Regions from separate parts of the Homo sapiens genome. Here regions 2, 3, 4, 5, 6 and 7 are each linked to region 1. A link is an interaction called in ENCODE POLR2A ChIA-PET data of the cell type or tissue named here. Cell type or tissue: GM12878. All regions are shown on one strand. Region 1 has its middle 61 kb from the start of CXCR4. Region 2 overlaps DARS1-AS1 (DARS1 antisense RNA 1). Region 3 has its middle 89 kb from the start of CXCR4. Region 4 has its middle 140 kb from the start of CXCR4. Region 5 has its middle 8.9 kb from the start of CXCR4. Region 6 holds the start of CXCR4 (C-X-C motif chemokine receptor 4). Region 7 has its middle 260 kb from the start of CXCR4.

Region 1 (4,000 bases):
CTGGCTCTATTTTGCATAGAAAGAAACTGAGGAAGAGAGAGAGATGGGTAAGCAACTGATCAGGATCAGCCAAGGCACGGCCTCTCATATTTTTATTGAATAAAAGTAAATCAATAAGTAACAATTTGTACATTTCCAAAAATGTCCTTTTCAACTTTTTCTCAAGCAAGTTTAAGATGTCATTTGGAATTCATGATTAAAGAATTGGAAGCCAGCTATTTTAAGGGAGCAACTCAAATTGAGTGCATTGAGATGGCAAAACAGCCAAAGGGTGATCCTGAATTAGTTTATATGACTGTAAAATGCAAAACAGTAAAGCCTGTTATCTAAAGGAAAAGATAAAAGGCAAAGGCAGAGTCAAAGATAGCAGATTTCAGCAGTCATAGATTTCTCTCTCTGGAAAGCACAGCTGTTTTTTGTATCTGCCAACCTAATGGAACTCCTCAAATGACTTTTGTTGAAAGCCCACAGGTCCTGGCAGGGCATACAAGAACTTGAGAACACATGGATTCTTTCTTTCAGGACCTTACATTTTAAAAAGGATTCACCATGAGAACTCAATGGAAAACTGATCTGGTGAAGGGGGAAAGACAAGCTTTAAAGCATGCTTCCACAGGTCCTAACATTTCAGCCAGGGAGCACAGCCCCTAGTCAGTCTGTGCAACAGGGGAAACAGGGACATAAATAAGTCTATATATACTAAAATGCTACTATCAATTTTAGTATTTATGGGTGGCATCAGCACTGACAATGGTCATTGCTATAGTTTGAACATTTGTCCCCTCCAAAACTCATGTTAAAATTTAATTGCAATTGTAACAGTATTAAGAGGTGGGTGCTTTAAGAGGGGATTAGGCCATGAGGGCTCTGCCCTCCTGAATGAATTAGTGCCATTGTCATGGGAGTAGGTTCCTTATAAAAGGAGAAGTTCAGCTCTATTTTGCACATCTTCCTCTTTCTTTCTCTCTCTATCCTTCCCTCCCTCACTGCCTCCCTCTCTTTGCCCTTTCACCATGGATAATGCAGCAAGAAGGCCCTTACCGGATGCCAGCCCCTCAATAATGGAATTTTCAGCCCCTAGAACCAAAAGCCAATAAATATCTATTCATTATGAATCACCCAATCTGTGGTATTTCTTTTGTAGCTGTACAAAACAGACTAAATCAGTCATCTAATTAGTCGATAAGCATTTGGTAGGACCCACTGGACTCATTGCTAGTTACAGATTTGCCAGCACGGTAGAGCTATTCCTACAGTCTTGCAACTCAGGGGACCTTATTCCTCTACAGAAACCAAGTTCTAGTTGCATGTTGACCCAAGTCAGCATCAGGTAGATGGCCAGCTGGGCTAACAAGTCATCTGACAAGCTCTTATACAATCAACACATTGCCTCCTACTTGCCTTCCCATCTCCGAGGCAACAGGGGTAGACCTGAAACTGGCTGCCAAGTGCCCCCACTGTCAGCCTCTGCCCTTTTGTGACATTTTCCTCATCTCCACCTTTGTCTCACTCCCTCAATGCTTCTACCCACACTTATCCACTGCTGTCCCTAGTGTTGACACTCATACTGATCAAGGCCACCCTTGAAATTTCATTTTTACTAGATTTTGTGTCTGCTGTGACACTGGGGCGCAGATATATCACCCTCAGAAGACCTGTGAATAGTCGCTACAAAGTGTGCTGGCTGAGATGAAAGGAAAAATGGAGTTAGCATTTACCGAAACTGGTCAGGCTGAAGTGGAAATCCCCAAAGAGACAGATGCAAAACATTCTACTGTTTCTAGAAGGGATGAAGAGATCTGTGGAACCAAAGTGGGGGTAGGGAGCAGGAATATAGTGTAAAGTTAGCTATATGGTGAGAGGAAAATGAGCTGAAGGCTACATTTCTTTAGATGAAAAATAAAATTTTTCAAACATGCAGAATAGCAAAGGAAATAATCTAATAGTGCCCAGATTAAATAAATGTTAGTATTATGCCTTTTTGCTCTCTTTTATTTTAAAAAATAAGATGTTACAGATCTAATTGAAGCTCCCTTGTAATCCTTCTGATTTCATTCCCCCCACCACCCCCTGCCAAGTGCAGATCACTTTCAAATAGAATGAGAGCTACTGAGTCATCATATTGGGATTATTTTTTATAGACTTTCATTGGTTTTTGCTTCACATCAAATATTAAAAAGCTTTGTTAAACAACTACCAATTGGTTAAAAAAAAACGGTTTAAAATAAAGCAAATTCTATTTCTTATATACCACACCGTGCTCAAATGAACCAAACCTGGTTTATGTAACACTTCTTAGAAAAGGTGACTCATTTTACAACCGAAAAGAAATGGAGCTTTAGCATGTCTTCTCCTACATATCACCCGTTATGCCTCGGAAAAGAATCTGCCCCTCTGGGACCCATTTCTGAAATTTACCACTTACAACACACACTTCACATGTGGTCTGTGTCACTTCTGTAGCTAACTAGCATCTTGTCCTAAGAACATTTCTCAGTGTATAAGTCAGCAGGGGTTGGTCTAAGCACTTTGTGTATATTAACTCATTTAATCTTTACAACAACCTAGTGAGGTGGATACAGTTACTATACCCATTTTATAGATGAGAAAACTCATCTGCAGAACTTACTGGTCATTGTATTTTTGTGAAGGAATCATGTGGCTGCCAAGAGTTCTTGTGTGCAGAGTAAACTGTAGCCCTTCCTATTTTATGTTATTGCACTATGTTAATTACTGGGTCTTTAAATAGCCTGAGACTTCTAACCATCCAGGCATTGTGTTAATGCTTGGCTGTATTGTAGCTACTTCCTTGACTTTCTTCAAATACAGAGTTTTCATTTCTTCATAGAGAACACACTAGAAAATTAATGTTTCATAAGGTCTAGATCGCCCATTTTTCACAAAGAAGTATGTTAGTTACTCACCTTTTTGAGCCGAAGGAGGGGCTGGGGCTCTAGAGAAGGTATTTACCCACTGGCACTCAGCAGCAGCAGGACACAAGTCATATGGATGCAGCGGGAGAGGAAGGAAGGATGGTGTCCCTTCAGCCATGGCGCCTCTCTGTCCTCTCCCTTTCATTCTACCTCTGGCCATCCTTCCCTCCCCAACTGGCCTGGCCAACCCATAATCATTCTTCATGGCTCAGATTAACCCCACATCTCCAGGGAAGCCCTCCTGGGCAATTATAGCCCACATTGGTTCTTCATCACATTGGCCTTAATGCTGTGTAATTATTTCATTTCCTTCCTTCTTCTTCTATTTTTTTTTTTTCTTTTTTTTTTTTTTTTGAGATGGGGTTGTACTCTGTCACTCAGGCTGGAATGCAGTGGTACAATCATGGCTTACTGCAGCCTTGACCTCCTAGGCTTAAGCAATCCTCTTGCCTCAGCCTCCCAAGTAGCTGGGACTACTATGTGTGCCACCATACCCAGCTAATTTTTAAATATTTTTTATAGAGACTCTGTGATCTTCCTATGTTGCCTCAGCTGGTCTCGAACTCCTGGACTCAAGTGATCTTCCCACTTCAGCCTCCCAAAGTGTTGAGATTATAGGCATGAACCACTGTGCCTGGCCTTTCTTTCTTCTTTTCTTCTTTTCTCCCTTTCTTCCTTTCTTCTTTCCTTCTCTCCTTTCTTTCTTTCCTTCTATTTTTCTCTTCCTTTCTTTCCTTTTTTCTTTTTCTTTTTTTCCTTTCTTTCAGTGACTGGCCAATGAACGCCTAAAGGTTAGAGATAATATCTTATACTTATGTATACCTAGTAACCACCACCACAAAAATCACTGGGGTGCTGGTTATTTCCTGTTTTAAGGCTATGGAGGGGAGCATGTGGAGGGGACTGGATGTAGAAAGAGAGGTTATCATCATGGTGCCCTACCCAACCCACCCAGAAGAGGAAGACGGTGTTGCTTTGGAACTGTATGGCTACTCAGCCTTCTTCCAGCCACAGGCGGGGCAATACTCCTTCCTTCCACTCCAAGCAAGAAATAATATGGACATGTA
Region 2 (4,000 bases), 52 kb after region 1:
GAATGAGGGAGGAAAAATAGCAATGAAAGTTTATGGGCATTAAAATGAGAAAAGTTAAAACTCGGGGTTTAGGAAAGGGATTGGGAAGGAGGTGACAGTTCAGACTTCTTCAGTAACTTTTTTCCTTAAAACAATACGTGTGTAACAGTGGTTTATGTTCCTTGCAGACATCTGAGATCATTCTTGGACGAATGAAGAGAGGATTTCAACAGGTGGAGCAGGAAGGGGAAAGCACAGGATTCCAGGAGGAGGGAAAAACATAGGCATTGATGTGTGTTGACTAGTATTTCTGTCATCTCAGGAATTTGCCCTTAGTAAGAATCCTCAAGTGCCTTAAAGTTAGGACCTTAGGAAATTGTGTTCTCTTTCAGGCTAGCCAAGGCTAATTAACATTTTTGGGGTCCAGTGATTTCTTATAATGTTTCCTGGTTCCATAATGTATACAAAATTGAGGTATTAAATTATTAAATGATGATAAAACACTATGCTGCTTTAGGGGAAGGAGTACAGATGTCTGCAATTCACTTCGAAAGGCATCCAGGAAATAAGGTGATAGAAGGATGGATAGAGGGATAGTTAGAAAATAAACAAGTTTAATAAAATATTAACAGTAGAATCCAGGAAATGCATATACAGCTGTGTCTTGTAAAAATCCTTTCAACTTTGCTGTGTGTTTGAATTTTTTCACAATAAAATGGGGGTGGGGATGTTCTGCTTCTACAGGTCATGTGATTCTGAGCAAATCTCTGCTTAGCTCCCCTCGGCTTCACTTTGCCATTACTTTTAAGGACAAAAACTGCAATTACTTCTGCACCAACCTAATGGTTAATCTGCAAGGTCCTGTCCAGTTCCCAAATTCTCTCTTATTCCCTCTTCTCAGACAGGGAACACAGGGGTTACTACCACAGAGAAGCAGTCCTCTAACCTACCATGACTTAGCTCTGCTAATAAAGGTAGTTAATCTTCCTTATGGTGTGGCAGGGATGACCTAACTTGGACCCAGACAGTGTCAAACTGCTGTCTGTGGTTCTAGAGCAGGTGCCAGGCGAGTCAGACCTTGAAATTTGTTTTGAAACTGACCACCTGTTACTGTAATTGTGTGGCTGTTTTCCTGGCTTATGGGATTTTATTTCAGCTGTTGTTCTCAGGCGAGAGTTTATTTCCTCTAGGAATCACTCAGTTCACTTGCCCTAAACTTAGAATTTGAGTGTAGGGATCTTCCGGAGACTGAGTCAACTATGCAAATCTGAATCTTCTGTCAAAAATCCTGAAGTTACCTACAGACTTGAGTAACAACTTTTAAGGGAAAAAGTGAGAATCCTCTTTCAAGTCTTTTGTTACAGATAAAACATCTTCTGAATTTTGCAGGGAGAAGGAGCTAAAGGATTAAATTTATGGTTGCTCCTCATTTTTGTTCCTGGCTAACAGACAGCATTGTGCTGAGTCAGCACTTTCCTGGCACTCACCACCTTGCTGAAAATTCTCATGCCCAAAAAACTTTACTGCAAGCTACAACTTAACAAAGAATAAGTCAATTTTTCCCTGATAGTTAGAAGAGAATGCCACAATTTTGGAACTAGAGTGGACCTTAGTGATTAACTAGTTCAATCCTTCATATTAGAATTGAAGCAAGTAAAGTTCTGTGACATTATTATAAAGAGACTTGATCAAGATCATAAATCTTGTTCAGGGCTGAGATAGAAATCTCCTTATGTTGCAGAATGCACTCGTATAAAGGGAAAAATAATAAAAGCAGCTTAAAAAGCTGTGCTTATGAATATCAAGTTATTTTCTAAAAAAAAAAAAAAAAAAAAAAGCTATGGTGTTCTAGTTTCCTATTGCCGCCTAACAAACCACCACAAAACAGAGTGGCTTCAAACAACAATTTATTATTCCCTGCCATGGTTCTGTGAGAGAGGATAATACTAGGCTCCTGCAGGCAGTTCTTGCTCGGGGTGAGCAGTGTGGTTGCATCAGATGGTAGCTGGGGCTGGGCATCTAGGATGGCTTCTTCACCACATGTCTGATGCCTGAACTGGGGATGGCTGGAACAACGGGGGGCTGGCCAGATGTCTCTCCAAGTGGACAGCTTGGGCTTCATACAGGAAAGAACACTTGAGCAGAATCATGAAAAACAAGTGGGAGTTTGCCATACACAGGAGATGGGAAAAGGAAAATCAATAGAACAGACACAGCATGTACAAAGGCATGGAAGCAGAAAACATCACCGAGAAGGGAAAGCAGCTTTAGACTGGGAGTGAGAATGCAGTGCCTCCTCCCTCGAAAAGAGCCCACAATGGAGGTAATCCTAATGGGGAGAAGAAAGTTGTTGAGGCCAGGCGCGGTGGCTCACACCTGTAATCCCAGCACTTTGAGAGGCCCAGACAGGCAGATCACCTGAGGTCAGGAGTTCGAGACCAGCCTGGCTAACATGGTGAAACTCTGTCTCTACTAAAAATACAAAAATTAGCCATGCGTGGTGGTGCATGCCTGTAGTCCCAGCTACTAGGGAGGCTGAGGCAGGAGAATCGCTTGAACCTGGGAGGCAGAGGTTGCAGTGAGCCAAGATCATGCCACTGCCCTCCAGCCTGGGCAACAGAGCAAGACCCTGTCTCGAAAAAAAAAAAAGCTGTTGAATATTTCAAGGGAAAGCTGAAGGAAAATAATGTTCCTAAGTGAGTACCATCTTGGGGTGAAGTTCCCCTTCATTATTTGAAACTTCACAGTTTTGTTAGAAATTGAAGCTTCTGCTGGGTAGCAACTGAACTCCCTGAAGCTCTCTTCTTTTGAATTTTTCACTGCTGGAGAGAAGGGTCCTTTCTGTCTTGTGAAGTTAATAGAAACTTTCCCAGACCTAACATTGACAAAGATGTGTCATGTGTCTCAGAAATTAAAATGGAAAACTCTTTTTTAAAAAAGTGAAAGCAATTTGACAGCACTGAAGCATAGAGCCAAAAGGAAGGAAGAGGAGAAATGAGGTCAACTAGAAGCACCGACAAAGGGACCATTTTGGAAGCCATCATGACAACCCAAGCAAGAGATGATGAGGGCTTGAACTGGAGTTGAGTAGAGATGAAGGAAGGGGTGGTGATTTGAGAGCAATCTAAGGAGTACAATGAAATGACTGGTTAGCTATCCAGAGACAGGATGGAAGGAATCCAGAAACTGCCTGGATTCCTGGCTAAGATGACACAGTGGGTGATATATGTAGTCATTCGCTGATAGAGTGTAGCCAGGAAGAAGAATGGATGGGGTGGGAAAGAAAGTAATGAATTTGGACATACTAAGATGAAGATGCCCGCAGGTCATCTAGAAGAGAACTGTTCCATATGCAGTTCAATGTATGGGCCTGGAGCCAGGGAAGCTGGGGCAGGAGAAGAGATTTGGGAGTTACTTGCCCATTTGGAGAAGTATTTTTAAAAGTTACTGTTTTTAGGCCGGGCACAGTGGCTCATGCCTGTAATTCCAGCACTTTGGGAGGCCAAGGCAAGTGGACCCCTTGAGCCCAGGAGTTTGAGACCAGCCTGGGCAACGTAGCAAGACTCAGTCTCTACAAAAAAATGTTTTTTAAAAATTAGCCAGGACTGGGCATGGTGGCTCGCACCCATAATCCCAGCACTTTGGGAGGCTGAGGCAGGTGGATCACCTGAGGTCAGGAGTTTGAGACAAGCCTGGCCAACATGGTGAAATCCCATCTCTACTAAAAATACAAAAATTAGCCTGGCATGGTGGCACGTACCTGTAATCCCAGCTACTTGGGAGGCTGAGGCAGAAGAATCACTTGAACCCGGGAGGCAGAGGTCGCAGTGAGCCGAGATCGCACCATTGCACTGCAGCCTGGGTGACAAGAGTGAGACTCCATCTCAAAAAAAAAAAAAAAAATTAGCCGGGTGTGGTGGTGCACTCCTGTAGTTCTAGCTACTCAGGAGGCTGAGGTGGGAAGATCGCCCCCAGTGGGTGAGGATGCAGTGAGCCAAGATGGTGCCATCGCACTCCAGCC
Region 3 (4,000 bases), 150 kb before region 1:
TCTATTCCAAAGAGCCTGGATTCCACTCTGGAATGAAATGGTGGTTCTGCCTTGGGAAAACTGGCCCAAACTCAAATAGACTAACTGGTGACAGAAAGGCCATTTAGCCTGAATATTTAATTAGACATTGGGAGTAGACATCTCTCCGGTGTCTGCTGAGCTCGCCACAACCCCCTTTTCTTCCCAACACAGTTCACATGGTTGGGCTTCCAATAGCCCTTCTGGTGGTTAGACCAACTATGGACACCTGACCCACGGACAGCCAATCAGATTGCCTCCCTCAGGAACTGGGGTTGGCAGGTCAATTTCCCCCTAAAACTGAAATCCTAATGTGTTTGTGGGCTGCTCTGGGTTAAAATGGAAAATGCATACTCACTTTCCATTCATTCTTTCTAGTCTTTGAACTTTAAAATGTGAGGTGTTCATTCTCACAGAACCTCAATTGCCTACGTGTATCTGCCCAACAGAACTTACCATTTCTCCTCAAGGTAGGAATGGGGGTGAAAAAATACCAGTTGTGTAACCCCCATTTGGTACCAGAAGAGCTTCCTTGCTGGTTTTCCTGGCTTGGAGGCATGGTGTGGGAGCTTAGGCACATAGACCAGCCTAGAAGGTGAGCTTGAAGATAGCATTAAAGGTAACCACCTGAACTGATGATTCAGAGCTAGAAAGCCCGTACCATTTAATTAGCTCCCTTTGCACTGGCCTCAGTGGCATCTGAATAACATGATCTTGGCACTTACTGCAAGTTGTGAGGCTAATGAGGCTTATCTCTACAGCACTTATATGGACTTTGAAGGCCAGGGCAGTGCAGTGAGGAACAGAGGGGAGTTGTGGAAAGATTATGTAACAGGGCCTCTGGGCTATAAGGCTGCATGGTCAGCCCTATGGACCAAAGAAGAGACTGTTGATCTGCTGATAGGGTGATGACACCCCAGCTTTGCTTTTTATTAGCTGTTCTATTACCGGCAACCACAGCATCCATAGTTAAAATCTAATCTGAATGCTCCTTGAGAATCCTTGGGCGCAGAGGTTCAGAAGAGAGGCTGACAAGCCTTGTGTCTTGTGAACTACTCTGTCCCCACAGCAATGCCCAGACATCTGCGCCACAGCCTGCTCTGACTTCCCTTTTTCTGTGCTTCAAGCAGCCTTTTCCATTCTTTGCACTAAACAAAGTTTGCTATCACTCGCCTCCCTCGATGGTTTCAGGAGGAGAGCTGTTGGTATGTGTGCTCACTTGTGACCTGGTGCTCAAAGCAGTGAACTAGAGAAACAGCCTGGTGGGTGGAGTGTCTAAAAGGAAATCGGGACTCAAGATAAGGAGGAGCAGCCCACTGATGAGCTAGGTGCCCTTGGGCAAGTCCCTTAACTTCTCTGACTTTCTCTTAACTCCTCTGTAAAACAAGCAGAGAGGATAAGGTGATTTTCAAGACCCTATGACTACATGGTGTGATTTCCCTTGCTCCTTCCTCCTGCAATGCCTCCTGTGTCCTGAACAGTTCCTGTGAAAATTACTTCTAGGAAAGGTATTTGCCCCTCCAAAGCCTTTTCCAGATGCTGCTTGCCTGAAAGGGAGCAAGCTCTGATTGGGATTCACCCCACACTTTTTTCCTCTAACACCAGAAATGCTCATTTGTATTGATGACTTGAAGACTGGAAGCCTGTGTTGCTCTGGCGATAGACAGTTGAGTTTATTGGAAGTGAACACCAGGCTTTCAATTCACATCAGTCTGGGTCCTCGGATTTGCATGATTGCACATTCAGAGACAGGCACCTGCACTCGGGGCATCCTTGGCTGCCCACACGTTCCACTGAGCCAACCCCAGCTGCTACAAGCTGCCTGTTTAAACAAGGCCTGCTGGGAGTTGAGCAGGGCTGCTGAGGTGAAACAGTGTGTTAGTGGTTGAGGCTGTTCGCACAGAAGAGTCCCCTCTGTTGACCAAGCCTTTCTGGTAGCTCCTGGGACAGCTGCAAAGGGTGTGCGACCCTAAGGAGCCTCCTCCCTCGTGGGCTGGAGCATCTGCTAAGGCCTGTTCTTCATTCCTACTCAGCATCAGAGTGAGTCCTACCATGCTCAGCTCCTCCACTAGGGAAACCTCCCTGGACCTCAGTCCAAATTCAGAACCTCCTTCATGAAGATTTCATAGTAGCAGACAATCCATAGTTAATGTCAGGGTTTAAGTCCCAACGTTACATTGACTAGCTGTGTAACCCAACGGCTTTTGGAGCCTGTTTCCTCAATTGTAAATGAGGATAATAATATTGCCTACATGGTTGGGCTGCTGAGGATTAAATTAATTAATACATGTTAAACACTTAGAACAGGCCTGGGATGTGGAAAATGCTCACGAAATCTTAGTCATTATTTTGTCATTAATTTGGTTGAGAGAGGTCAGATGTAGAAAGCACCTGGAAAAAGACAATTTAAGTTCATCGTTGAAACGCAGTAATCTTATTTAAGTATCAAAATGTTCCTTGTAAGCAAGATGGAATTGTTTAACTGTGACACTGGGTACTATAAACTGCAAAGTAATCTCTCATGAAATTTTAGAGTTTGAAGATTAAAATGCACTACTTAGAATGCAGTCTGGGGAAAGGGTAGAAGAATGGGAAGAAGGTCTTCTCCTTTAACCAGGTCTGGTAGACCACCCCTCAAGCTTTCTAGTCTCCCTCCCCATGGAATGACTTGCCCCCTTGCTCAGCTCCAAGCAAGAAAACTGAAGAACCGGGAAGTGAAATGATTTTTTGCTGATCTGCGATTCAAGACCAGGTTCATCTGGATCAAAAATCCTTTGCTGATTCTGCCTCTCCATCCAGTCAAGCACTGTGCCAGGCAGACACTCTGGAGGAAACACAGATGTATGACACAGCCCCAAACCCAAGTGTCAGCACTCTGACAGGAGTGCCTAATATTACACAGAAGTTCCGGAATACAGTTGAGAAAACCTCTCAGCAATTGAGAGAGAAAGAGAAAATTAGATGATCAAAGCAAGAGATCCAATATCCAACAAACAGGAATTCTAGCAAAAAAGAGAGAGAATGAAAGAGAGGAAACCATTAAAGAAATTGAATAAAGTTCCTCAGACCTGAAGGACATGAGCTTCCTGAATGAAAAGGATCTGCTAAGGATATAGAACTGTAAGTGGCAGGGAATCCGTCATCATGAAATTGTATATAATCAGGGATGAAGAGAAGATTCTAAAGGCTTCCAGAGAAGGAAAATAAGATAAAAAGGATGAGGCCAGGATGGCACCAGAGTTCTCACCAGCAACACTGGAAACTCGAAGAAAATGGAGCAACACTCCCAAAGTTCTGAGTGAAAACTATTCCCCAGCTAGATTTTAATATCAAGACAAAGTCAATTGAGTGTGAAAGTTTAAAAAGTCATTTTCCAAAAAAAAAGTGAAGTTTTCAAAACATTTACTTCCCATGTACCCTTTTTCAGGAAGTAGTAGATGTGTTCCATCAAAATAAGGGAGTAACCCAGTGGTGTGCTGTAGCTGGCTCAGGCCAGCACCCAAGATTATCTCTTTTCAACTCTGAGTTTAGTGACATCACATTGGTCACTTAAAACCAGCCATGATGGGACTATTGATACCACAGAAATCAGCAAACACTACGAACTAGGGCTTCCCATCCCCCTCAACCCTCCCTGACCCCCAGGTGGTTGTTACATGTACCAGCACACCACTGGGATAAACCAAGAAAGAGAAAGATAAAGGATCTGCTATGGTCTGAATGTTTGTGTTTCTCCAAAATTCGTATGCTGAAACCCAGTCCCCCAGTGTGTTGTTATTAAGAGGTGGAGCCCTCATAAATGGGATTAGTGTCCTTATAAAAGAGGCCTGAGGAAGGTTTTTTGCCTCTTTTGCCCTTCTGCCATGTGAGAACACATAGAAGGTGCCATCCATGAGGAATGGGCCCCCATTAGACACCAAATCTGTTTGTGCCTTGATCTTGAACTTCCCAGCCCGCAGAACTGTGAGCAATAAATTCCTAT
Region 4 (4,000 bases), 200 kb before region 1:
TGGGAACAACTCAGATTCGTTTCAAGGTGACAGGATTGAAATGAAATTGGATTTAACCAATGGAGAACAAATCAGCTGTTTTGTATACGGCCTGGAGAAGTTCTGTAGAAACAGAGAGTGAGCACACAGAAAAAGTGAAAACGCAGGATCAGAGGTTGGCTGTGTTTACCCATGACTTCCAGGGGAAAGAGAGACAACTGGGTGGACAGAAGCCACAGCAGTAGGGGAGCGTACCCTCTGTGAGGGTCTAACCGAGACCTGCATCTGCCAAGGTTTATGGCTGCAAACTCAGCAACTGACTCTGGACTATTTCAAGAAAACAGTTGGGAATAGCGGGTAGGGGGATGCTCTGTTGGATGGAGTAGTATGGAAAACCACAGAGGATCAATACAGGGACTGGAAACCAGGTTCAGAATAGATGAAAACCTGAAGGTCTTTGTCACAGAAGCTATTGCTCAGCTTCACCTGGGTGCTCTCCCCAGCATAAATAAACTCCAACCATACTTCCAGCATTCAAGACACAAAGTTCTGGGAGAGAGTATGATGGGTTAAGCTGAGGTCACATGCCTACTTCTCAGAGGAAGGCTCTGTTAGGAGGAGCCTTCAACCTTTAACAGAGGAGGGTACATATTGCACCAACCAATCTCCCAAAGCCTGAACATGATGGGAGAGAGAAAGATCCCTAAAAGGGAACTGGGGTGCTCAGTGGGAAAAGTCACTGGGCAGTCAATATCCACAACACAGTCTGAGGAACTCCAGGGTTGTTCTCTGGCCTTTGTCCTGACCCTGTGCTCACCTGGCCACCTTTTCACTTCCAATCCACCGTCCCTGCACTGGGGCAGAGGCTTCTTCCCTGACAGCAGTTGTAAACCTTCCTTTCCAAAAGAAGGAAGATCCCTCACTGTAAGTTAGCAGGATTGTCAATCAGCTAGGACCATGTTTACCTCAAGGCAGAGCTCCTGAGTCAGGTCTTGAGATGCGTGAGGGTGAAAGCCAGCCTCTGACAGACAGCTGGCCTCACCCACGAGCTCCACCTGGCTGCAAGCCTCTCCACGCTGTGGCAGTGACAGGCCCCACACTGCCAGTCTGGATCCAGAAATCTGCCACGAGGTTGACTTTCTTTGGATATACTTTGTGAATTTCCACTTTCATCCATATGAAATTAAAAATCCACCTACAAATTTTTCATCACAAAATAAAGTGTGCCTTTTCCAATCATTCCTGGACCGTCTGTTGCTACTTGAGTGATTTGCCCATCGTGTAATGGAGACTGGTTCCCTGTTACATCACTAACCATAAGCTTGAGGAAGTCAGTCCTATAAATATGCTACTCAGGCACGAATAAACGGGTCAATGACAACAGGTGCTGAGACTTCAGAGTCAGATATACTAAGGCTGCCATGATAATATTTATCTTTTGGATCATATCTAGAGTGAAAGGCCTTTTAACAAACCCTTGATTCGGTTTCCTTATTTTTCAGATGAGGAAACTGAAGCCCAGAAAGGGGAAGTGACTTGCTCAAAATTATCTAGCTCATAAGTGGAAGAACTAAGAAAACCTGATCTCATCCATCCTTTCCATTACATCATTACACTGTCTTTAAAAATCAGAAATTTCATCAACTTTCCAAGTCTCTTAAAATTAGTGAGTGCTCTCATCACTGACCCTTTGTATCCAAACAGGAGATGCTGATGCTGCACTTGCTTCAATATGATACTCAGTGAAAAGCTAATAATTAGCAAACTCAAGAATTGTAGTGCCCTGATAATTCACATTTCTGGTAATCTACTGAAAAAAAAATGGGTGGGCAAGATCTTTTTTAGAAATACATTATTACAAACATTCCTAAGTTGTGTGTGTGTACACGTGTGTGTGTGTGCACGTGTGTGTCAAACAGAAAAAGTAATTTTCCACCGTAGTAAATATCATCAATGTCAGATGCAGCCTCTGAAGTGAGGGCCCTGTCAAATCACATTTCTGCTGCATCACCTTGAGCAAGTTCCTTAACTTATTTGAAGGTCAGTTTCCTCTTCTATGAAATAAATAACCTACCTCAACTTGTTGTTTTCATTAGATAATCCACAGAAAACATTTGGCACAGTGTTTGGCCAATAGCAAGCCCTTGAGTTTTTTAAGTTCTTAAGTTATATTAACATAATGAAACCTTTGGTGTTTGCTTTTTCACAAGGCCCTAAGAACACCTCCCTGATGTTTCAAGGCATAGCACTGGTTCTCAAACTTGGCTTGTTTCGAATCACCTGGGGAGTTTTAAAAAGTGCAGGTGCCAAGGATACACTCCTGAAGATTCTGGCTCAATTAGTTTAAGGTGTACTTGGGACTTTCCCCCATTGTATAAAGCTCCCAGGGGACCTTGTATGCAGTAAAGTTTGAGAACCAGTGATCTACAAAACTGAACCTATAACCAGAGAACAGGCAAGACAAGGACCATCAAGCATTCAAGCTTACAGTCACCGCAACATCACTCCATCTCCCTACCTCATTAAGATCACACTGAGAAAGAACCTGTAGCTGCAGGTTCTTCCCCTGTCCCAGAGATCTCGAGTCTTCTCTTTCCAAAATATTTCAGATAAAAGAGGCCAGGCACAGCAGCTCATGTCTGTAATCTCAGCACTTTGGGAAGCCAAGGCAGGAGGATCTCTTGAGGTCAGGAGTTTGAGACCAGCCTGAGCAACGTGATGACACCCTGTCTCTACTAAAAAATGTAAAAATTAGCTGAGCATGGTGGTGCATGCCTGTAGTCCCAGCTACTCAGCAGGCTGAAGTGGGAGGACGACTTGAGTCCAGGAGTTCAAGGTTACATGGAGCTATGGTCATGCCACTATGTTCTAGCCTGTGTGACAGAGCGAGACCCTGTCTCAAAGAAAAAAAAGAAAGAGACAGAGAGATTAGCCTAAAATTGAACTAACTCCAGACCTTACCTGGTAGGTGATTTTGGAGTGGGGGGAGGGAGGTGGAGGGCATGTCAAATCTTTTCCCATTTTCTCCTACAAGAAGAGTAGCTTGGAAGAAAAAAACCCAGTTCACCAAAAGTACAGAGATGACTGTCCTGGAAATCAAGGGAGTCATTGTTTTATTTGCAATATGGAGTAATGTGTTCTTATTTATTCCTATAATTTTTTTTTTCCTACCTGTTAGTGAGGCCTTGAGTTTGGCTGCATTTTAACAAGACACAAGAGAATCAGAGGAAGCTTTTGACTGGGGCTGGACTTTGTTTTCCAGGCTTGCTGGGATAAAGGGGAATCAGGCATGTGATCTCCTTTTCCAGCTAATTTCACAGAAGACCTGGAAGAGGAAGGCAGCCTGGAGAGTCCCTATGAGGGTACCCACTGGCCCAGATTTTACCCTTTTGCTGGCCTGGCCTGAAGGATCCCAGCATGCTGCCACCAGGCCACTGCAGCTGTTCACGTGCCCCTGTTTGGGGAAGTGAGGCCTGGGAAAGCAACGGCGCAGGGTTATAGTTTGTTCCACATCAACGGAATCTTGACCTGAGAGCTGGCTTCCTCCTCTCAGCATGCTGGTCCTGGCAAGTCCCATCACAAGCCAGCCTTCCCAAAGAGGAACGCCTTACGGTTGGCTCCAGCCCCTCAGCTTCCTCTTTCTTCCCTAGTTCCCTTGCAAGGATGACCCCAGGGCCCCTGGTTCCCAGCAGCTCCAAGATGGTGAGAATCTGAAGTATGGCAGAACAGAACTGGGACCAATGGCCTGAAGCCAGCAGGAGGCTGATTTCAACTCAAGTAAACAATAACTTCCCAAGAGTCCCATCTGGGGGCAGTCTCAGTAGTTAGAGATCCACATCAGGGCAGGTGTTTACACAGGGCCATAGAAGAGATTCTGAAACCAGATGAAGTTTGACCAGTTGTTCTCAAAGATCCTGTCCCCACCAGAAAGTACATGTCTATGAATCTTCAAGTTAGCATCAATTCCCCAAGACAGAAATAGGAGTAAGAAATCATTTTCTTACTGTTTCAAACTTGTAAA
Region 5 (4,000 bases), 52 kb before region 1:
CCAGACACAAAATTTGCTGGTGTCTTGATCTTGGACTTCCAAGCCTTCAGAACTGTGAGACATAAGTTTATGTTATTTACATGCCAGCCAGTCTATGGTATTTCATTATAGTAGCCAGAACCGACTAAGACAGTATCACTGGACAGGGTTCCAGGGTGAGTCTCACTTCAATGCACTCTACTCATTCCCACCTTACCGAACCCCCACAATTATCTTCTACATTCATTTCAATGTTACTTTGTCATCGTGACATCTTTCTCTTTGCCTGTTTTCTTCTCTCACTGGAGTATCAGCTTCTCAAGGGCAGGGACACTGTCATTTCTTCTTTGTTCCCTGATGAGCTGCCACAGGCTGTGCTAGGAAGCCATCCTACAAAGAAAAATAAATGGTAAAATGCTGGGGATTCTAATTATCATCAAATATCTGTCTCTCTAAAGCCAACGATGTTTACTCATTTAATCCTCACCACTGCCTGTGACTCAATTTGGAACACTTCCCATTTTTCTCCTTTTATTTAAAAAATGAGTGATGAGGTACCAGCCTATTGTTCCACTGTCTGAAACTGGCTTGGATTAATTTAAATCAATTTTATCAAGTCCAACAATTAAAATCTTCTAAAACCTTCTGAAAATCCTTCTTTCAACTGAAAATTCCAGCTGGCTGCAGGCTGAGTTGAGGGATCCCCAATGTGAAGAAGTCACAGAAGGGACAGAGTTTTTCAAAATCAAACAAATAAAGGTGCTCAACCAAACTACACCAGGTGCTGTGTGTTTATCTGGCAGAGCCAGTCCACTATTAAGTTGATTTACATATTACAGTTCAATTAACCAGAACCCAACTCATCAACACTCTTAATTAAAGGGAATTACTTCCTCGTATTTGACTCTGTCTGAAGAAAAGTAATGTATATTGAAATTCCAGGCACTCTCATATGTAAGATGCAAGAGTCCCAGCAATATTGCTAGCTCCATTTTCAGGCGAGGGCACAGGCAAAGTTTAACTACAAATAAAGGGGTTAATGTTCTTTCTACTACACACACTATAAATGTGAAAACAGGACAACCAATTTCTAGGAGATGTCCTCACATTCTCAACATATTCAGTCCAAACTTCCCTATCTTTTCTATTTCTAGGTCAAGTCCTATGTGATAGCAATAACAGTTAACATTGACCTTGAGGGTTTACTACACACCAAGGGGCTTTGACTATTTAATCTTCGTAACAGCCCTACACAGTAAGTATTATTATTTGCCTATTTTACAGATGGGGAAACTGAAGCATAGAACAAAGCTTAAAATTGGCCCAATGTCACATGTTTTATAAGTGATAAAGCCTGGGTTTGAACCCAGGTCATCTGACACCAGAGTGTGCCTTCCTAAGCACTACAGGAACTTTATTATTTGCCTTAATGTTAGCCAATATTCAGGAAAATAACTATGAAGTCAAAAACATCCTTCATGCTCTTCAGTACTCTTCAGGGTTGAAGACCGGACACTCACCTGATTGTCCTTTTGTAAGTGACAAAGCAGACACTGACATTCTAGAAAGATTTGCACTATTTGTGGTTGAAATAAAATGGGTTTCAAGTTAACTTGATACACTGTGCCTGGCGTATAGTAGGAGCTTCATATTTTGTGGAATAAGCAAATGAATCAACACCCATAAATTCCTATTCCTGGGAGCACACAAAATTCTCTAAGTTTTTTTGTTGTTGTTGTCGTTGTTTTTTGAGACAGGGTCTCAACTCTGACAGTTAGGCTGGAGTGCAGTGGCGCAAACATGGCTCACTGCAGCCTCGACCTCCTGGGCTCAAGCAATTCTCCCACTTCAGCCTCTGGTGTATTTGGGACCACAGGTGTGCACCACCAGGCTCGGGTTATTTGTTTTGTTTTGTTTTGTAGAGACGGGAGTCTCAGCATCTTACCCAGACTGGTCTCAAACTCCTATACTCAAGTGATCCTCCCACCTCAGCCTCCCAAAACGCTGGAATTACAGCCATGAGCCACCACACCCGGCCCTAAGTATTCTGATTAATGTTCCTGTGTATGACTTGACTTCCTTCCTTCGTTCCTTCATTCTTTCACAGTCATTCACTTACTGAATCATTTACTGAACACCACTCTGGACCAGGCAAGTATGAAAGCTGCTCACGGTAGAGTGGAAGATGTAGTCCTTTGATGTTCTAGACATGCTGGAAAATTAGCTAAAGACCTCGCAGACTTTCCAATGTCCAACATTTTAAGAAATCCAAGATTCCACCCACCCACCCAATTTTCCCTCAGTCTTGCTCCCACTCATTCCCCATTTAAGGGGTATCATATCCCAGCCCACCTCACGAGCTGGGTGTCAGGCCCCCAATCCTGATCGTCCTTCCTGCTTTACCAGCCCAAAGGAAGCTGTTCACGTCATGAAGATAAGAGCAAAAGTCCTGCCAAGCCGTAGGATATGGGAAAAAGCCCTGGTGGTAGTTTTTTGGCCTTCTGTTCACAGAAGACAACTTGTTAGGCTCCTGGGATTGAAGAAGGAAATCAAGACCATCATCTTGGACCACATCCCACTTCCTTTGGCAAGCCTACTCTGTTTCTATCAGTCCAAGTGAGCTTTTCCATCCTAAATTCTTAGCACATGAAGTCTGAGACATGGGAAGATCCCACACATAAAAGGCTTTTGAAAAGTTAAAAGAAGCTATTGTAAATGGCATTATCTTCTTTTTAAATTTGTAAACATTGTTTTCTCAACAAATTCAATGTCTTAAGCACCAAGACCTTTGCAGTCTAACATAGTTAATTAATAGATACTTCATTTGATTAAAAAACAATCAGATTCCATAAGGCTGTGCCAATGTTGGCTAAAATTATATAAGGTTAGCTCAGTTGTTTAGGACTTGAGGTTTCCAAAGCCAAAATCAAGGGTGCCAGTCCCCCTGGGCCATTTTTAAAGTAAGCTATACCTGAATGTAAGCTCTGTGAATGTAAAGACTATGTAGGTCTGTTTTGTTCATAGCTGTATTTCCAGTGTCTAGAACATTGGTCCCAAGCTTTTTCTGTAAAGGGCCAGGTAGCAAATACTTTAGGCTACCTAGAGGGCCATGTAGTTTCCAGCACAACCACTCAACTCTGCCATGGTAACAAGAAAATGCATAAAAAAGTGAGTGTGGCTGTTGTGTCCCAATAAAATTGTATCTGTGGACATTGAAATTTAAATTTCATGAAATTTTCATGTGTCATGAGATATTCTCCTTTTGATTTTTTTTCAATCACTAAAACATGTAAAAACCATTCTTTGCTTCTCTGCTATTAAAAACAAAAACAGGTGGCAGGCCAGATCTGACCTGCAGGCTGTGGTTTACCAACCCCTGGTCTAGAATATGCTTAAGCGATAGTAGAAATTTTATAAAAATGAACAAGTGAAACTCGAAATATAAGAAAGTTTACTCTTTAAGCTTCAGGCACTGAAAGCCCCAGAGAACTAGTGACTTTATTCACATAAATGTGATACCTACCACTTATAAGGCACCTTTACTATTGACAAAATGCTTTCACAGGTAACCCTCAATGTGGGTCTGGGTACTGGTTTGCCATATTGCTTGGCAAAATCTTGCTTCTTTACTGGGTCTTTTATTTTAGAAAGAACAATCTGGGGTAAGAGAGTTGCTTTTTTTTAATCCACCTTTGTGCAGCTGTGTCACTTTCATCTCCCAGAGTGCTGATAAAGGTGGCATCTCCTTCTCTTATAACTCCCTGAAGCTACAGCAGTGATGTCTCACTAATGAAAGTTGTTGAGGTGCGCTGACTAACCTTTGTCTGGTGTGAGCAACATCAGCTTTGCTCCTCCAAAGTGATAATCACCAATCACAACTTTTGGCAGTGACTACACAGACAGTCCGTAAATAGGACAAAAGAAAAAGCCATAATCCATGGCAATGAATAGTGTTTCATGGCCACAAGCTGAGCCACAAAAGCCTAAGAAAAATCAATGGTGCAGAAAGCGTTTTTGGACC
Region 6 (4,000 bases), 60 kb before region 1:
AGACCTGGGTTCAAGCCCGGCTTGGAATCCCTGCCCATCCCTGGCATTTCATCTCTCCGGGCTTATTTGCTGGTTTCTCCGAATGCGGGCCTTGTCTGGTTCACGCTGGATCCCCAACGCCTAGAACAGTGCGTGGCACGCAGTTCGTCCTTCTATAAATATCGGACTAAATGCATCTCTGTGATGGTAATACCCACACGGTGTTGTGAGAATGAATGAGTGATTCTGTGCAAGTTCCTAGTGATCTGTTACAAAAAGTACTGGTCGCTAAATTACTCTTATAATAAAGCATACTTTTAGGATAATAAAGCACTATTCGCGAATTGGTTACCGCTATTATGAAATTACTGAGCAATACATATCTACATCTGATCAGTCTCCAGAATTATGCCAAATCCTACCTTCTTCTGAAAGTATCTCCTAATTATCTGCACCTGACCCTAGTGATGCTGTGAATGTGCAAGTATAGCTACATCCTCCGAAGGAAGGATCTTTACTCCTTTTACCTCCTGAATGGGCTGCGTCTGCTGAAAGCGCGGGGAATGGCGTTGGAAGCTTGGCCCTACTTCCAGCATTGCCGCCTACTGGTTGGGTTACTCCAGCAAGTCACTCCCCTTCCCTGGGCCTCAGTGTCTCTACTGTAGCATTCCCAGGTCTGGAATTCCATCCACTTTAGCAAGGATGGACGCGCCACAGAGAGACGCGTTCCTAGCCCGCGCTTCCCACCTGTCTTCAGGCGCATCCCGCTTCCCTCAAACTTAGGAAATGCCTCTGGGAGGTCCTGTCCGGCTCCGGACTCACTACCGACCACCCGCAAACAGCAGGGTCCCCTGGGCTTCCCAAGCCGCGCACCTCTCCGCCCCGCCCCTGCGCCCTCCTTCCTCGCGTCTGCCCCTCTCCCCCACCCCGCCTTCTCCCTCCCCGCCCCAGCGGCGCATGCGCCGCGCTCGGAGCGTGTTTTTATAAAAGTCCGGCCGCGGCCAGAAACTTCAGTTTGTTGGCTGCGGCAGCAGGTAGCAAAGTGACGCCGAGGGCCTGAGTGCTCCAGTAGCCACCGCATCTGGAGAACCAGCGGTTACCATGGAGGGGATCAGTGTAAGTCCAGTTTCAACCTGCTTTGTCATAAATGTACAAACGTTTGAACTTAGAGCGCAGCCCCTCTCCGAGCGGGCAGAAGCGGCCAGGACATTGGAGGTACCCGTACTCCAAAAAAGGGTCACCGAAAGGAGTTTTCTTGACCATGCCTATATAGTGCGGGTGGGTGGGGGGGGAGCAGGATTGGAATCTTTTTCTCTGTGAGTCGAGGAGAAACGACTGGAAAGAGCGTTCCAGTGGCTGCATGTGTCTCCCCCTTGAGTCCCGCCGCGCGCGGCGGCTTGCACGCTGTTTGCAAACGTAAGAACATTCTGTGCACAAGTGCAGAGAAGGCGTGCGCGCTGCCTCGGGACTCAGACCACCGGTCTCTTCCTTGGGGAAGCGGGGATGTCTTGGAGCGAGTTACATTGTCTGAATTTAGAGGCGGAGGGCGGCGTGCCTGGGCTGAGTTCCCAGGAGGAGATTGCGCCCGCTTTAACTTCGGGGTTAAGCGCCTGGTGACTGTTCTTGACACTGGGTGCGTGTTTGTTAAACTCTGTGCGGCCGACGGAGCTGTGCCAGTCTCCCAGCACAGTAGGCAGAGGGCGGGAGAGGCGGGTGGACCCACCGCGCCGATCCTCTGAGGGGATCGAGTGGTGGCAGCAGCTAGGAGTTGATCCGCCCGCGCGCTTTGGGTTTGAGGGGGAAAACCTTCCCGCCGTCCGAAGCGCGCCTCTTCCCCACGGCCGCGAGTGGGTCCTGCAGTTCGAGAGTTTGGGGTCGTGCAGAGGTCAGCGGAGTGGTTTGACCTCCCCTTTGACACCGCGCAGCTGCCAGCCCTGAGATTTGCGCTCCGGGGATAGGAGCGGGTACGGGGTGAGGGGCGGGGGCGGTTAAGACCGCACCTGGGCTGCCAGGTCGCCGCCGCGAAGACTGGCAGGTGCAAGTGGGGAAACCGTTTGGCTCTCTCCGAGTCCAGTTGTGATGTTTAACCGTCGGTGGTTTCCAGAAACCTTTTGAAACCCTCTTGCTAGGGAGTTTTTGGTTTCCTGCAGCGGCGCGCAATTCAAAGACGCTCGCGGCGGAGCCGCCCAGTCGCTCCCCAGCACCCTGTGGGACAGAGCCTGGCGTGTCGCCCAGCGGAGCCCCTGCAGCGCTGCTTGCGGGCGGTTGGCGTGGGTGTAGTGGGCAGCCGCGGCGGCCCGGGGCTGGACGACCCGGCCCCCCGCGTGCCCACCGCCTGGAGGCTTCCAGCTGCCCACCTCCGGCCGGGTTAACTGGATCAGTGGCGGGGTAATGGGAAGCCACCCGGGAGAGTGAGGAAATGAAACTTGGGGCGAGGACCACGGGTGCAGACCCCGTTACCTTCTCCACCCAGGAAAATGCCCCGCTCCCTAACGTCCCAAACGCGCCAAGTGATAAACACGAGGATGGCAAGAGACCCACACACCGGAGGAGCGCCCGCTTGGGGGAGGAGGTGCCGTTTGTTCATTTTCTGACACTCCCGCCCAATATACCCCAAGCACCGAAGGGCCTTCGTTTTAAGACCGCATTCTCTTTACCCACTACAAGTTGCTTGAAGCCCAGAATGGTTTGTATTTAGGCAGGCGTGGGAAAATTAAGTTTTTGCGCTTTAGGAGAATGAGTCTTTGCAACGCCCCCGCCCTCCCCCCGTGATCCTCCCTTCTCCCCTCTTCCCTCCCTGGGCGAAAAACTTCTTACAAAAAGTTAATCACTGCCCCTCCTAGCAGCACCCACCCCACCCCCCACGCCGCCTGGGAGTGGCCTCTTTGTGTGTATTTTTTTTTTCCTCCTAAGGAAGGTTTTTTTTCTTCCCTCTAGTGGGCGGGGCAGAGGAGTTAGCCAAGATGTGACTTTGAAACCCTCAGCGTCTCAGTGCCCTTTTGTTCTAAACAAAGAATTTTGTAATTGGTTCTACCAAAGAAGGATATAATGAAGTCACTATGGGAAAAGATGGGGAGGAGAGTTGTAGGATTCTACATTAATTCTCTTGTGCCCTTAGCCCACTACTTCAGAATTTCCTGAAGAAAGCAAGCCTGAATTGGTTTTTTAAATTGCTTTAAAAATTTTTTTTAACTGGGTTAATGCTTGCTGAATTGGAAGTGAATGTCCATTCCTTTGCCTCTTTTGCAGATATACACTTCAGATAACTACACCGAGGAAATGGGCTCAGGGGACTATGACTCCATGAAGGAACCCTGTTTCCGTGAAGAAAATGCTAATTTCAATAAAATCTTCCTGCCCACCATCTACTCCATCATCTTCTTAACTGGCATTGTGGGCAATGGATTGGTCATCCTGGTCATGGGTTACCAGAAGAAACTGAGAAGCATGACGGACAAGTACAGGCTGCACCTGTCAGTGGCCGACCTCCTCTTTGTCATCACGCTTCCCTTCTGGGCAGTTGATGCCGTGGCAAACTGGTACTTTGGGAACTTCCTATGCAAGGCAGTCCATGTCATCTACACAGTCAACCTCTACAGCAGTGTCCTCATCCTGGCCTTCATCAGTCTGGACCGCTACCTGGCCATCGTCCACGCCACCAACAGTCAGAGGCCAAGGAAGCTGTTGGCTGAAAAGGTGGTCTATGTTGGCGTCTGGATCCCTGCCCTCCTGCTGACTATTCCCGACTTCATCTTTGCCAACGTCAGTGAGGCAGATGACAGATATATCTGTGACCGCTTCTACCCCAATGACTTGTGGGTGGTTGTGTTCCAGTTTCAGCACATCATGGTTGGCCTTATCCTGCCTGGTATTGTCATCCTGTCCTGCTATTGCATTATCATCTCCAAGCTGTCACACTCCAAGGGCCACCAGAAGCGCAAGGCCCTCAAGACCACAGTCATCCTCATCCTGGCTTTCTTCGCCTGTTGGCTGCCTTACTACATTGGGATCAGCATCGACT
Region 7 (4,000 bases), 320 kb before region 1:
AACCTCTCCTGGCCCCAGCCCTCTGAAGCTGGAGACTTAAGAATAGCTGCTATAGGGGGCCAGACATGATAGCTCAAACCTGTAATCCCAGCACTTTGGGAGGCCAAGGTGGGAGGGGATTACTTGATGTCGGGAGTTTGAGACCAGCCTGACCAACATGGAGAAACCCTGTCTCTACTAAAAATGCAAAAATTAGCTAGGCATGGTGGCGCATGCCTGTAATCCCAGCTATTCAGGAGGCTGAGGCAGGAGAATCGCTTGAACCTGAGAAGCAGAGGTTGTGGTGAGCCAAGATCATGCCATTGCACTCCAATCTGGGCAACAAGAACGAAACTCCATCTCAAAAAAGAAAGAAAGAAAGAAAAGCTGCTATATATCAAGCATCTACTCTGTGCCTTGCCGGCCATTTTTACTTGACCCCTAAAACCACTCCATGCAGTAGGTTGCATTGTCCCAGATTTACAGGTTTTAAAAAATGAGATCCAGGCTGGGCACAGTGGCTCACGCCTGTAATCCCAGCACTTTGGGGGGCCGAGGCAGGTGGATCACTTGAGGCCAGGAGTTCGAGACCAGCCTGGGAAACATGGCAAAACCTCATTTTTACCAAAAAAATATGAAAATTAGCCAGGCGTGGTGGTGTGCATCTTTGTCCCAGCAACTTGGGAGGCTGAGGTGGGAGGATTACTGGAGCCCGGAAAGTCAAGGCTGCAGTGAGCTGTGATCGCACCACTCACTCTAGCCTGGGTGACAAAGCGAGACCCTGTCTCAAAAAACTAAATACATAATAAAAACGAGAGCCAGAGAATAAATAACTTCCTGACTCCAAAGCTTTGCGTATTTGCCACTACAATTGGCTGCCTCCCTGATTCTCTTGGTGAGACTTAAGATTTTGCAAAGCAAAACCCAGCTCTTACCTTCCCACCCGATGCAGGCTAGAGGTTCGATCAGGGAGCCATTTATATTCAGCAGATAGTAGAGCCTGCGTACGATGTACAAGCAAACATTTGTATTCTAATCTGTGATTAGAGTTCTACTTCCAGCTCTGGAGTTCTTACTATATAATTGTGCCCACAAATCCAGTTTGATTTGCTGTTCTGCTTATTTATTCTTTGCATTGGAATTGTTTAGAGTCATTGGACTAACCAAAATTTTTAAATGGCAAATTAAACAAGAGGTGAATGTGCTAGCGTTGGAGCCATATTGATCCAATAGAACACGAAACAGGTCTTTTAATGTATGGATGAAATCTCCAAAGCTATTGACAATTTTCTGCCATGCTTTTTAATCATCACATGCTTGCTCTGGCTTTTGAATTGCCTAACCTTTGGGTGGTAAAATCACAGCATGTTATTTTAATCTCTTTATAATGGACTAGAGTTCACTTCAAATAAACATGTCTCCCTGTGCCCTTGGTAGGAGGCAGGCAGGGTTGAGAGGCAGGGAGTGTTGAGAAGCAGGCTCGTAGCCACATGGATTCCCCAAAAAGCCTGAACTGCACTCTCCATCTGAAAACCACATGGGCTTCTGGGCCTGCTGCTCTTATCTCTAACACTGGGTTCCCAAAACACAGTCCCTGGAGCAGCAGCAGCAGCATCACCTGAGAAACTGTTAGAAACGCAAATTCCCAGTCCCTTACTCAGACCAACCCCCATGTCATGCCATACAGTGGCTTACCAATAGTATTCACACAATAAATATGTATGGCTTACTGAGTTCCTAACACAGGAAAAGGGAACAGAACAGCAATGAGTATAATGGAGCACAGAATGGACCTTGGATGTCTTCGCTTCACATTTGCCTGGGGTTGGCTTCTATTCCCCAAGACAGGGGTTCTCTAACTTGAATGTGCATCCGAATCATCTTAAAACACATATTTCTGGGCTTCACCTCCAGAGTTTCTGACTCAGCAGGTCTAGCTGGGAGCCAAGAATGTGCATTTTAACAAGTTTCCAGGTGATGCTGATGCTGCTGGCACACCTCACTTAGAAAGCCACTGCCCCAGAGGCAGGAGTCACCTGTCTCCAATTTCTGCCTCTTTTTCTGGCCTTGGATACTATACATATTTTTAAGGCCTTCCCTCTCCAAACTTCTCAAAACTTGGCTCAAAAGATTATCTAAAGGCTGGTCCAAAAATTACTAAAACCAGAAGAAGAATGGATGTATTCTCTTTAAAGAAACAGACAGGACTCTGTCTTAATAAGAGAGCAGTTACTTATTCAAGAGCTAGGAAAGGAGGGATGGCACTGTTGTTAGGGATTCATGGTCAATTTTTTTCTTCCATGCAGGTAGAGAACATGGGTTCTTGATGTCTGGTTTCTTTTTGTAAGGTTGCTCCAAGGTCCCTGGTAGGCTTTAGGGTTTGCCCAGCCACAAGATGGCAGTACTCAGCCAGCATTCACATGAAATGCAATACTGGCCCCCAGACTCCTCTTGCTCTTCAGATGATACCCAGAGCAGTGAACTGATGCATTTGATGCAACCAAAATAGGCTCATTTTCCTCCTGGGAAACCTGGCATTGAAGAAATTCTCCATCTAGTAAACTCAGACCCGGGAACAATGACCCTAAACAAGATTACATGCATGCCATTTAGTGTCTAAAGACAGAGCCGTTTCCCACACTCAAATGAGGAAACAAGAGGCTAACTGGTCATATGGTACCAACAAGACAATGAGGCAGAATAATAAATCTGTGGGCCTCCCCAAATATCTGTGAATATGTGGCCATCTCAGTTACAAGGCAACTAATGGTGACCTAAAAATAGATATCCATTGAAAGATGCATTAAAAATGTTATATCCTAAGCAAAGTGGAAAGTTGCCTCAAAATATATTCTCTGATGGTTAGTCAAAACACGTTGTATTATAAATAAATAGCAAGCATCATTTTCCCATGTCAAACGTGGCGACTCATGGTTTGTGAGCTACAATAGTACTTACTAGCAATAAGCATCTGTGAAATGAAGGGGCTCCCAACACATCCAGAATGTATGGTGGCACAATGAGAATTCAGAAAATGCCATTCTCCCCTCTCTGCTCAATCTCCCACCGCTGTCATCTTTACTACAGGCTTGATCTGAATTTAAATACATAAGATTTGGGCTCCACCCACATACTTTCCACCCAAGTATCTCAGAAACTGATACTCATGATTCCCGCAATTCCAATGAAACTGTGGTTTTGTGCTGAGATTATCTGAATAATTGCTTCCATTTTTCTTGGCCTTATAGACAGAACCCCTAAATTTTGTAAGACCCTTTTCTTCATCTACTGTTCACTAGACCAGTTGTTTCCACGCTCAGCTGATCAACAGAATCACCCACGGTCTTATTTTGGTTTTTAAAGTACAGATGCCATATCACCTTCCACCTACTGATTTTAAAATTTTGGAAAGGAGGTGGCAGAGCTAGAAAGTGGTGTTGGTTTCTAGCATATGTGTAGGAATAGTAACCCAACTGAGGGGGTTCCAATGAGGTTTAGAAACAGCTGCACTAGGCAACACTGCTTTTCAGACCTCAGAGCACTTTCTCACCATATTCAGAATGTCCCATGGGAGCAGTAGGAGGGAAATCTTAAAACTCTCCAGGCTCTTCTTTACAGAGAAGGGATAGCAAGAGACGTGCCCACAGTCCGAGAGACTCATACAGGCAGATTCAAACTTAAGTCCTCTATTACTAGTTCATCCTGTTCTAGCCTTTAGAATTTTCTCACTTTCAGCAGGGCCCAGTGGCTCTCATGCCTGTAATCCCAATGTTTTGGGAGGCTCAGCCAGGAAGATGGCTTGAGGCCAAGAGTTCAAGACCAGCACCCGCTTAGGCAACATAGCAAGACCCTGCCATTTAAAAAAAAAATTTTGCCAGATGTAGTAGTGCACACCTGTAGTCCTAGCTACTCAGAAGGCTGAGGCAGGAGGATTGCTTGAGCCCAGGAGGTTGATGCTGTAGCGAGCTATGATCACGCCACTGCACTCCAGCCTGATAGCAGAGCAAAGATCTCATCTCTA

What was found. Peaks named below come from ENCODE experiments on the same cell type or tissue, not always from the same donor. Only the 100,000 strongest peaks of a DNase experiment are listed, where the experiment ranks them.
Region 2: POLR2A ChIA-PET joins it to region 1 with 10 read pairs; 10 of 35 experiments call an interaction of 5 or more read pairs at or near these places.
Region 3: POLR2A ChIA-PET joins it to region 1 with 11 read pairs; 4 of 35 experiments call an interaction of 5 or more read pairs at or near these places.
Region 4: POLR2A ChIA-PET joins it to region 1 with 18 read pairs; 2 of 35 experiments call an interaction of 5 or more read pairs at or near these places.
Region 5: POLR2A ChIA-PET joins it to region 1 with 23 read pairs; 5 of 35 experiments call an interaction of 5 or more read pairs at or near these places.
Region 6: POLR2A ChIA-PET joins it to region 1 with 14 read pairs; 6 of 35 experiments call an interaction of 5 or more read pairs at or near these places.
Region 7: POLR2A ChIA-PET joins it to region 1 with 17 read pairs; 3 of 35 experiments call an interaction of 5 or more read pairs at or near these places.

What each region holds. Positions count from the first base shown.
Region 1 is chr2:136,054,861-136,058,860 of GRCh38, reverse strand. No RefSeq gene overlaps it. Among named protein-coding and RNA genes, the nearest start is that of CXCR4, 61 kb to the left of the region's middle. In GM12878, no CTCF peak of the experiment used is centred here; DNase peaks (open chromatin) are centred at 1,291, 1,660 and 2,400; H3K4me3 peaks cover 833 bases; H3K27ac peaks cover 1,972 bases.
Region 2 is chr2:136,003,107-136,007,106 of GRCh38, reverse strand. All of the region lies in intron 3 of DARS1-AS1 (DARS1 antisense RNA 1), which reads right to left. Among named protein-coding and RNA genes, the nearest start is that of DARS1, 19 kb to the right of the region's middle. In GM12878, no CTCF peak of the experiment used is centred here; no DNase peak of the experiment used is centred here.
Region 3 is chr2:136,204,659-136,208,658 of GRCh38, reverse strand. No RefSeq gene overlaps it. Among named protein-coding and RNA genes, the nearest start is that of CXCR4, 89 kb to the right of the region's middle. In GM12878, no CTCF peak of the experiment used is centred here; DNase peaks (open chromatin) are centred at 1,228 and 1,818.
Region 4 is chr2:136,253,295-136,257,294 of GRCh38, reverse strand. No RefSeq gene overlaps it. Among named protein-coding and RNA genes, the nearest start is that of CXCR4, 140 kb to the right of the region's middle. In GM12878, CTCF peaks have their summits at 1,047 and 3,769; a DNase peak (open chromatin) is centred at 2,392.
Region 5 is chr2:136,107,209-136,111,208 of GRCh38, reverse strand. No RefSeq gene overlaps it. Among named protein-coding and RNA genes, the nearest start is that of CXCR4, 8.9 kb to the left of the region's middle. In GM12878, no CTCF peak of the experiment used is centred here; no DNase peak of the experiment used is centred here.
Region 6 is chr2:136,115,141-136,119,140 of GRCh38, reverse strand. It overlaps CXCR4 (C-X-C motif chemokine receptor 4), which reads left to right and starts at 992. Exons shown (of 2, transcript NM_003467.3): 1 at 992-1,095; 2 at 3,229-4,000. The coding sequence starts at 1,081. RefSeq lists an enhancer at 2,001-2,070 and a silencer at 2,201-2,370. In GM12878, a CTCF peak has its summit at 1,352; a DNase peak (open chromatin) is centred at 2,069; H3K4me3 peaks cover 3,317 bases; H3K27ac peaks cover 403 bases.
Region 7 is chr2:136,377,330-136,381,329 of GRCh38, reverse strand. No RefSeq gene overlaps it. Among named protein-coding and RNA genes, the nearest start is that of CXCR4, 260 kb to the right of the region's middle. In GM12878, a CTCF peak has its summit at 2,375 (motif pointing right); a DNase peak (open chromatin) is centred at 2,476.